2 separate regions of the Mus musculus genome follow, and region 1 is linked to region 2. The links are chromatin loops, found by intact Hi-C in ENCODE. Cell type or tissue: gastrocnemius. All regions are shown on one strand. Each heading gives the region's core, and the rest is flanking DNA. Links, peaks and the distances in the headings are about the cores only.

Region 1 (5,473 bases), core at 356-5,355, 230 kb after region 2:
CCAGTGAGATGACTCAACTTTGTAAAGGCACTTGCAGACAAGCCTCATGACATCATTTGAGCTTCAGAAACACATGGTATAGGGAGAGAATCAATTCCCACAAGTTGTCCTCTGTCTTCCACACATGTGCCTCACTACCCATCCACAAAAATAAAATAAATAAATGTGAAAATTTTAATTACATATATTATTTAAACTCTGTTAATTTTTTATAAAGATAGAGTCTATCTGTCCAACAAATACAGATCTTATCTAGGAACAGAGGCAACTGGAACCAAATGACAGTTTTCTAAGTGAGCAATGCTTCTTACAAAATAAATATGGCTGATACACATGCATCAAATAACAATTCTTCACTTCAGCACATAATCTGATAAAAGAAAAACATTTTCTCTCATAACCATTTTTGAGCACATACAGTTACATTCTCTATTGTGGGTACAGGTAAAAGACCTGGACTCCTAATGTTTCCTTGGATTGTGAGTACTAAATCATAATCAAGATGCATGCACTTAACTAGTATTTGTGTTGTCTGAGTATTTGTGAGGATCCAAAAGTTAGACAATTTTCTTTCGAGGCAATTGTGATTATTAGAAATGAAATGCCCCCTTTAGTCTTTGCATTTTGTCTGGGTTTTATGTCAGTATAAATTAGAGTTAAATAGGTAGCTAATGAGATCAGGTTGAAATACATAGGTAGTGAATGGGATAAAGTTGAAATACATGGGTAGTGAATAGAATGGGGTTGAACTAGGGCTGTCCTTTTCATCTGATGCCTACAGTAGAAGAAAATTAACCAGTTGATAGTGGATGAATGAGAAATCAGATGAAAGAGATTTAGAGTACTTGACTTCTGTGTTTCAATAGCTTGACAACCTAATGTATGCTTCAGAAGTGTGACTGGTTTTGCTTTTTGTTTGTTTGTTTGTTTTGTTTTGTTTTGTTTTTCCACAGAGAATCTTCCAAGTTGGCTCTTTTGTTTAGGTGACTTGGCTCCACATTTGTTAATTTTCTAAAAATTGCAGGTAGTAATGTGACTCTGGGTACTAGGCTAGTTTGTTATTCTTGGTCTCACATCCTCTGAATGCCTATGTATACCAATCACTTGTAGGCTTAGGGAACTCATGGAACTAGTATCAAAATTCATGCCTTCAGCAAAGCTTTTTTTCCCCCTCTTCAACAGGATTGAATTTGGTCCACATTCCAGTGAAAAACTATTAGGATGTTATGCTACTAAACGGCTGCATATAGCTGGAAGCATAATAGCCTGCATGGGCACATACCATAGTGTAAGAGCATATAATGAACAATCATATGGATATATCTTCTGCCCCAGTACAAATAGCCAGGGGGACACATACAATGCATCATGTATTAAAAATATTCTATAGGCCACTGTGAGTAAAGACCAAGCTGGTAGGAAAATAAGATTATATACCTTTTCCACCTCTGCCTATTGGCTTAGCCTAACCACTCTACTATATAGATAATGGTGGATTTATAATTAAAAATATGGGAGTTATGTTGACCAAATGATCCTCAAGAAAATGAGGCAGGATCAGTCAGCAGCCAGAGGTTAGGGGGGAAGGGGAGGTCCTTGCAAGGATGGCCCCAAAGCATACCAGCCTGTAATTTTTCTGGGCACTGTGTGGTTGAAGGTAGCTATAATTCTTCACCCAGGGTACATACTTGCCACCTGTACTCTCCTCTAATTATCTTTGATCAGGCTTATGTGGTAGGAAGTTATGCTTCAGCAGCTGCGATTAAGCCCAGGGCATAGCTAAGTCTATAATTACTAGCTGGTTAAATCAGAACTCTTTCAGAATTTAGAGGCTATTAGAGTAAACTGCTTTGATTATTTTAGACTATAACCTTGTCCTTTTGTACCTCTCTGAGAACTCAGAAATGAAGAAGTAATAGTTAAAGAAAGACAAATCTGTCAGTGAATATTTAGAAAATGAGAAGAGAACTAACTAGATACAGGAAGCAAAAGTGAATATTTCATTGTCGAGAGAAGTTATATACTTCCTCACAAACCAGCCCCAGAGTATGAGGCAGGCCTTCAGAGTCTAGTTTGAGAGAAGCCAAATTTTAAAATGTGTTCCTCCATTGACTGCTGAAAATATTAACTGAATTAGAAAACCTGGATTTAGGTCCTAACCTAAATGGTGAAATCATAGGAAGCCCCTTAACAAATGCTATGATACTCAAGTATCTCATATAAATTACAAACAAAAAAAGCACACAAAAATTCAGCACAAAGCTAGTGTGAAGATCAAATAACTCAGAAAGAGAATTTAAGCACCCTTGGCACCTAATAAATGTTTGCTGATAATAACAATAATTCTTAATATTAGAGCATTTAAAATTTTCTGGTTCTGCAGGAGAGAAGGGTGATTCCTATGCCTGTATCTGCTAATTAGAATCGTATGGAAGAGTTAGTGAAACAAGCTCTTTCAGGTTGAATAGCAGGAGCTATATTCATTCTGCTTTGAGATTAAGTACTGTTCCCAAATAATCGGCTTTCCCCCTCCTTTTATACTGCTTCTGAACTGGCACAATTAAGGTTAAAGAAAATGGTACATATGCAAATTCATTGCTTCCAAAGGAGATGGCTACTCATAATTTAATGTAGGTAATGTTTAATAAATCCTCCTTTAACTATATAAACAGAAACTTGGAACTATGGACCATTCAAAGACATCTAAGTGAAAGTACTTATGGTACCGTCTGCATTTATGACTTCAGATTAGATTCTGCTTTACTGCTCACCTTCAGATGTGTGCCATTGGAAAAGACAAGCAACATAAACCCATGAAAATATCCTTACATAAACACATGTGTGCATCTTCCATCTTTAAAGAGGTAGATCAAAAGAATGAGAGTCACTTGTATATGTACTAGGGCAGCTGTGCTGTTGGATCAATGCCACTCTGATTCCCCACTGAAACAAAGGAAGTGAACTCTATTTTCAAAAAATAATGTTTAATGCTTGAGCCAAGCAGTTACATCCAAATGTTATCCTCCTCAAAGAACACTGTGATAATTATGAATATATGATTAAACAGCATTTGGAAAGATTGCCTGTCTGTGGGAGATTTTTAATTCTTCTCTTCTTAAGCCACCAGTACTATGGTCATTTACTTGGACTCTAAAGGGCAACACCTGACATTTGGTCTTTGATGGATTTAACAGGCCGCTTGTAAGCTTAAAGGTTTTGCTTGGCTAAATCAGGTTTTATCTCAGAGGTTATTTGCAACTTTACATGCTGTCTTACAAAAATGTCAGTGTTTGCTTTTCCTCTGAACTATGCATAGCAGCTCAAGGTTTGTCCGTGAGTAGCTCTGAAAACAGAAGATCCTTGGTTTTAGGCCCATGTTCTCAACCTCCCACAAACAATCAGTGTGAAGCATTCCTTTCAAAGGATATTATTGTAAGGCTATGGACGAGGGAGCAGACACAGTCTTTTGCAAGAGAGGGGTGCATTTGCTTGCCTTTATTCTCTTCCTGGTGGAAGAAAAACATATTTAGATGCTAAATTTGGGAAACACATTTTCTATGGAGTCTGTGGAAATAACTATCTCATGCTGGATGGGAAGTTAAACCTCAGCTGGGCTTGCACTGCAGCTTGGCAGGCCTCTTGTGGATTCCCTCGGGAATCTCTTAGAACAGTTGTTCTAAATCCAAACTGTTACCACTGTTCTCAAGCCCCTAGTCCTGCCCCAGCTGTCCTCCTTCTCACAGATGACCTCACCACCTACTTCACCACAGAAACTCTGGCCATGCAACATCCCCCCTCCCCCCCCCCATCTCTGTTTCACTTCTTTCTTCAAAACACATAAAGCTTTTGCCTGTTTTCTACCAGAACTCTTTTGTCTCAAAGAAAGTCACATTTCCTTGCCAAGGCTACCTCCTCTATTTGGACACTCAGTCCTACCCCCAAACCCTCTTCTTGAGAGAAATTGTTCCATCAGTTATTTTTAGTCCCTCTTTTTCTGTAGTCTATATTCAGGGTTCTCTGGCTTTGATCCAGACATCACCGAATTTCTTACCTACCTTGCATGAGCCAAATTTTTCCCTGCCTAGTTGCTTAGCATTAACACTCCTACTAACCCCCTTGTACAAGCCAAATATCTCCCTGCCTTGCTTCTTAGCATTAACTCACCTACTAATCCCTTGCAACCTAGCTTTTACCCTCCAGTCTATAATGAGCTATTAAAGTTGCAGTCTTTACAGCCAGCAAGGATCTCGTACTGAGCAGATTCACAGCCTTTGTCTCAGAACTCATCTTTCTTGGTCTCAGTGTACTTTACCTACTATTGACCACTTTGCTGCTTAACATTCCCTGGGTGCTGTGTTGTTACCTTGGTTTTACTCTTTCCTCGGTGACTGTTTCGGATCTCCTTTCCTGATTACTTCATCCTTCTCTGTACCTGAGCTGCATTCATTGCCCACAGTTTGTGTCTTTTCAAGCCTCTGGCTTGCTGAAAAGTTTTCTTTTGAAAACTTTTGTCATTCTAAGTTGAAACTGAAATTTGGGGAAAGCTCATGTACTCACTGGTCTTTAATCCATTCATTCACCTACATAATTACTGACTTGATTGAATGTCGTATAGAGTGACCATAATTACTTTTTCTCATTCATACACCTACATAATTACTTACTTGATTGAATGCAGTATAAAGTGACCATAAAACATATTCACGCTAATTGTGTCATTTACTAGTTTTCTTTTCTTCCTATTGTTTTCTGTAGAACTCCAGTCTCTGTGCACGTTAAGTGAGTATGCCAATACGGAGCTATATCCCAAACAAAGTGGGATCTTTTGAGTGTTTAAAATAATAATGCTAATGTTAGACTATCAGGCAAAAATCCAAGTTATTGTGGGTAAAATGAGATATATGGAAATGCTATAACACTAAGTATTATAAAAGTAAAAAAAAAACCTATAAATCTATCCAACTTTCAAATATATTTTGTCTAGCATCAAACACATTGACACAGGGGAAAATTTCCTGAATGGAACACCAATGGGTCAGGCTCTAAGATCAACAGTTGACAAATGAGACCACATGAAACTGAAAAGCTTCTCTAAGGCAAAGGATACTGCCAGTAGGGAAAAACAGCAACCTACAGATTGGGAAATGAGCTAACAATTCTACATCCGATAGAGGGTTAATATCCAAAATATACAAGGAATTCAAGATGTTAGATTCCCAAAAACCAAATAATCCCATTAAAAATGAGAAAGTACCCAAGGAGCTGGGGGGATCTGCAACCCTATAGGTGGAACAACAATATAAACTAACCAGTACCCTCTGGAGCTTGTGTCTCTAGCTGCATATGTATCAGAAGATGGCCTAGTTGGCCATCAGTGGAAAGAGAGGCCCATTGGTCATGCAAACTTTATATGCCTCAGTACAGGGGAACAACCAGGGCCAAGAAGTGGGAGTGAGTGGGTGGGAGAGTGGGT
Region 2 (5,473 bases), core at 225-5,224:
GGGTTTTATTCATAAGCTTGGAAGGGCAGGAGGTTCAGGGGGTTACTAGACCACAGTGTTCTTTCATCAATTCAGTTACCAGAAAACATCTCTTCAGGCTCATTGTATAAACACACACACACACACACCATCATCATCATCATCATCATCATCAATTACTTAATCGACTGACTAATTAAACATTTTAAAATACTCAAAATGCTTCCTAATAGTAGATTAGGCAGGAAGGATTCATAAATATGCAAACATGACCTTAAATCTCAGCCTTGTAGGGGAATCACCATGCCTGACCTCAAACTGTACTACAGAGCAATTATGATAAAAACTGCATGGTACTGGTACAGTGACAGACAGGTAGACCAATGGAATAGAATTGAAGACCCAGAAATGAACCCACACACCTATGGTCACTTGATCTTTGACAAAGGATCTAAAACCATCCAGTGGAAAAAAGACAGCATTTTCAACAAATGGCACTAGCTTAACTGGCAGTTATCCTGTAGAAGAATTCGAATTGATCCATCCTTATCTCCTTGTACAAAGCTTAAGTCTAAGTGAATCAAGGAACTCCACATAAAACCAGAGACACTGAAACTTATAGAGGAGAAAGTGGGGAAAATCCTCGAAGATATGGGCACAGGGGAAAAATTCCTGAATGGAACTGCAATGGCTTGTGCTATAAGACCGAGAATCGACAAATGGGACATCATAAATTTGTAACTCTTCTGTAAGGCAAAAGACACTGTCAATAAGACAAAAAGGCCACCAACAGATTGTGAAAGGCTTTTTACCAACCCTAAATCTGATAGGGGACTAATTTTCAATATCTACAAAGAACTCAAGAAGCTGGACTCCAGAAAAACAAATAACCCCATTAAAAATGGGGCACAGAGCTAAACAAAGAATTCTCAACTGAGGAATACTGAATGGCCGAGAAGCACCTGAAATAATGTTCAACATCCTTAATCATCAGGGAAATGCAAATCAAAACAACCCTGAGATTCCACCTCACACTAATCAGAATGGCTAAGATCAAAAATTCGAGTGGAGATTCCACCTCACACTAGTCAGAACGGCTAAGATCAAAAATTCAAGTGACAGCAGATGATGGCGAGGATATGGGGAAAGAGGAATACTCCTCCATTGTTGGTGGGATTGCAAGCTTGTACAACCACTCTGGGAATCAGTCCAGCAGTTCCTCAGAAAAGTGGACATAGTACTACTGGAGGATCCAGGAATATCTCTCCTGGGCATATATCCAGAAGATGTTCCAACTGGTAAGAAGAACACATGCTCCACTATGTTCATAGCAGCCTTATTTATAATAGTCAGAAGCTGGAAAGAACCCGGATGTCCCTCAACAGAGGAATGGATACAATGGAGTACTACTCAGCTACTAAAAACAATGAATTTATAAAATTCTTAGGCAAATGGATGCACCTGGAGGATATCATCCTGAGTGAGGTAACCCAATCACAAAAAAACACACATGATATGCACTCACAGATAAGTGAATATTAGCCCAGAAACTTAGAATACCCAAGATACAATTTGCAAAACACATGAAACTCAAGAAGAAGGAAGACCAAAGTGTGGATATTTCATCCTTCCTTAGAATTGGGAACAAAATACCCATGGAAGGAGTTAAAGAGACAAAGTTTGGAGATGAGACAAAAGGATGGACCATCCAGAGACTGCCCCAACCGGGGATCCATCCCATAATCAGCCACCAAACACAGACACTATTGCATATGCCAGCAAGATGTTGCTGAAAGGACCCTGATATAGCTGTCTCTTGTGAGGCTATGCCAATGCCTGGCAAACACAGAAGTGGATGCTCACAGTCAGCTATTGGATGGAACACGGGACTCCCAATGGAAGAGCTAGAGAAAGTACCCAAGGAGCTAAAGGAATCTGCAATCCTATAGGTGGAACAACAATATGAGCTAACCAGTAGCCCCAGAGCTCGTGTCTCTAGCTGCATATGTAGCAGAAGCTAGCGTAGTCGGCCATCATTGGGAAGAGAGGCCCCTTGGTCTTGTAAACTTTATATGCCCCAGTACAGAGTAACACCAGGGCCAAGAAGTGGGAGTGGGTGGGTAGGGAGCAGGGCGGAGGGTGAGTATAGGGGACTTTTGGGATAGCATTTGAAATGTAAATGAGGAAAATATCTAATAAAAAATTGGAAAAATTTGGGAAAGGGAGACCAATTCTTAGTCTTGTCATATATTTACTGGATATTTTTCCTGCACTTTAATTTCTCTTCCTTGTTTCTAGAATAATAATAATACTTCTTAAAGGGTGGAAATAAAGGTGGAATAAAATGACATAGATTAAGTAGCTACCTAAACAAAAATTTAGTAATATGAGTCTCCTATATGCCTCTCCTTCCCTATCCATGGGTAACTAAATTTTAATGTATTTAAATTAAAACTCATTAAGAAGTAAGTTTGTAATATTTTTTAATATTTTATATATCAATTTTCTTAAATTGTGTGGTGTGTGTGGCATATGTGTCCATGTGTATGTGATTTGTATGTGTGGTATCTTCTTTCTAAACCAGTTACAAGTAACCTAAACTAAAAGTGAAATTTCAACACACCATGAAAGAAGAAACAGAAGAGGAAAAAAATGTTATAAAACTACCATAATTACTGATGCTAAAATCCATATTGCCCAAATAAAAACAAAATTAGAAACTCCTAACTATTTTAATAAGCCTTTCCCAATAAATATACATATAAACAGAACCTAGCAGACTGCTGTAGCCGGCAAAAAATAAAAAATAATTAAACAAAAACAAAAACACTTTGGCAAGGCATAAGGAGATATAAGAAGTTAGATTTCTTAGGGAAGTTTAAAAAAAGCACATTGAAACATGAATGCAACAATGTCAACTGAGTATCTATTATGACTGCTAGTTTTATAGCAGTGAAGCCTCATGAAAATGACTGGCAATCCAGTCAGTACAAAACAATGCCCTAGATGAACTGCTTTATCAACCAAGGTCATCAAGCTACCCTCAAAGCTAGTTTTATAACATTTTTTTCTTCCTCTTCTGTTTTGCCTGAATGTATGGAAAGTGCACCATAAATATGCAGTGCCCAAAAGTGGCCAGAAGAGGGCACCAGATCCCCTGAAACTGTAGTTATAGATAGTTATGAGCTACCTTGAAAACTTCTGGGAACTGAACTTGGGTCTTCTGAGAGAGCAACAAGTGACTTTAACCACTGATCCATCGCTCCAGCACCAGGACCATTCAACTGTTTACTAGGTAAGTCACACAGCACACACAACTGAAACTAATTAATTTTTTTTTTTTGTCTTACTGTAAAACTGATCCCAGGGCCTCTGACATGCCAAGCGACTCTTGCTGAGGTACATGCCCAAATTCTTAATTGTATGATGCCCAAATTTTAACTACTCACATTAGCTAAACAATTTAATTTTCCCTCTCAGGCTCCTGCATTCTCTGGCACTAGAAACAAAACACTTCTCATACCAAGGAACACACGAGCTCAAGCCTTTACTCCTCTCTAATTTCTCACTCCCTCATCCATCACAAGGTCTGAAATCTTTGATTGCCAGTCAAGTTCATCTGTCCCCCTCTCTCTTTTCTTTATTAGATCTTAATTTGTATTAGTCTGCTAAACCCCTAGCCTCAAGGCTTCTTTCCTTTTAATTAATTCTGCAAACTGCACTCTGATTTTTTTTAATTGCTATAATTCTATTCTCAAGTCAGTCTTTTGTTTAAAACTCACTTCAAGGGAGTTAGCGGACACCCCCAAGGCCCCCTAGTGGACTCTCCACACAATTTTAGAACCGCCAGTGAGTGGAACACAACTTCTGTTCCAATCCAATCTCTAGCAGGACCTGAGACAGCATTAAAGAAGCAGAAAAGCCTGCCTAACCAGGGTCACAAATCCCTTCCTGTCAGTGCCAGCACCAGATCACCTGGGCGCTGAGTCGGCGGACACCCCCAAGGTCCCTAGAGGACAGCTTCTAAGACAGACCCCATTTTGAGCTCCAGACATCCAGGCATCTTCCCTGCCAGAGGAGAGGTGTTGGCCCCACCCAGGAGAGCTTTGCCAGAGCACCTGGGGGAGCCAACTTGGTTCCCGGATCCCTCCAAGACTAGTCTGCTCAGGTGAGAGTGTGGACTACAGAAGCTAACAGCTTCTGGTCAGGCCCTATTTCGGGCCTTCATCTTCTGACAGGAGGCAGGTTGGAATGCCAGATATCTGTACACCTTCCCTGCAATAGAACAGCTTACCTGCAGAGAGTTATCTGACCACTGAAACTCAGGAGAGAGAAAGTCTCCCAGGTCTGCTGATAGAGGCTAACAGAATCATGAGAGGAACAAGCTCTAACCAGAGACAACAATAACAACCAACTCCAGAGATTACCAGATGGCGAAAGGCAAACGAAAGAATCTTACTAACAGAAACCAAGACCACTCACCATCATCAGAACCCGGCACTCCCACCTCAGACAGTCCTGGGCACCCCAACATACCTGAAAAGCTAGACCCAGATTTAAAAGCATATCTCATGATAATGGTAGAGGACATCAAGAAGGACTTTAATAGCTCACTTAAAGAAATACAGGAGAACACTGCTAAAGAGTTACAAGTCCTTAAAGTAAAACAGGAAAACACAACCAAACAGGTAGAAGTCCTTAAAGAAAAACAGGAAAAGTGGAAAAAAAGACATCATTTTCAACAAATGGTGCTGGCACAAATGGCGGTTATCATGTAGAAGAATCTGAATTGATCCATTCCTATCTCCTTGTACTAAGGTCAAATCTAAGTGGATTAAGGAACTCCACGTAAAACCAGAGACACTGAAACTTATAGAGGAGAAAGTAGAGAAAAACCACGAAGATATGGGTACAGGGAAAAAATTCCTGAATAGAACAGCAATGGCTTGTGCTGTAAGATCAAGAATCTATAAATGGGACCTCATAAAGTTGCAAAGCTTCTGCAAGGCAAAAGACACCATGAATAAGACAAAAAGACCACCAACAGATTGGGAAAGGATCTTTACCTATCCTAAAATCAGATAGGAGACTAATATCCAATATATATACAGAACTCAAGAAGCTGGACTCCAGAAAAACAAATAACCCCATTAAAAAATAGGGCTCAGAGATGAACAAAAATTCTCACCTAAGGAATACCAAATGGCAGAGAAGCACCTGAAAAAAATGTTCAACATCCTTAATCATCAGGGAAATGCAAATCAAAAAAACCCTAAGATTCTACCTCACACCAGCCAGAACGGCTAAGATTAAAAATTCAGGTGACAGCAGATGCAGGCGAGGATGTGGAGAAAGAGGAACACTCCTCCACTGTTAGTGGGATTGCAAGCTTGTACAACCACTCTGGAAGTCAGTCTGGCGGTTCCTCAGAAAATTGGACATAGTACTACTGGAGGATCCCACAATACCTCTCCTGGGCATATATCCAGAAGAT

The links. Hi-C counts contacts between places; a loop is a spot of excess contacts. Peaks named below come from ENCODE experiments on the same cell type or tissue, not always from the same donor. Only the 100,000 strongest peaks of a DNase experiment are listed, where the experiment ranks them.
Region 1: it touches region 2 in a loop (3-fold over the local background); 15 of 42 quality-filtered maps call a loop at or near these places.

What each region holds. Positions count from the first base shown.
Region 1 is chrX:23,552,749-23,558,221 of GRCm38, forward strand. No RefSeq gene overlaps it. Among named protein-coding and RNA genes, the nearest start is that of Wdr44, 140 kb to the right of the region's middle. In gastrocnemius, for the core only: no CTCF peak of the experiment used is centred there; no DNase peak of the experiment used is centred there; H3K27ac peaks cover 1,248 bases.
Region 2 is chrX:23,325,194-23,330,666 of GRCm38, forward strand. The region is part of intron 2 of Klhl13 (kelch-like 13); the gene reads right to left. Among named protein-coding and RNA genes, the nearest start is that of Klhl13, 37 kb to the right of the region's middle. In gastrocnemius, for the core only: a CTCF peak has its summit at 3,108 (motif pointing right); DNase peaks (open chromatin) are centred at 3,134 and 3,966.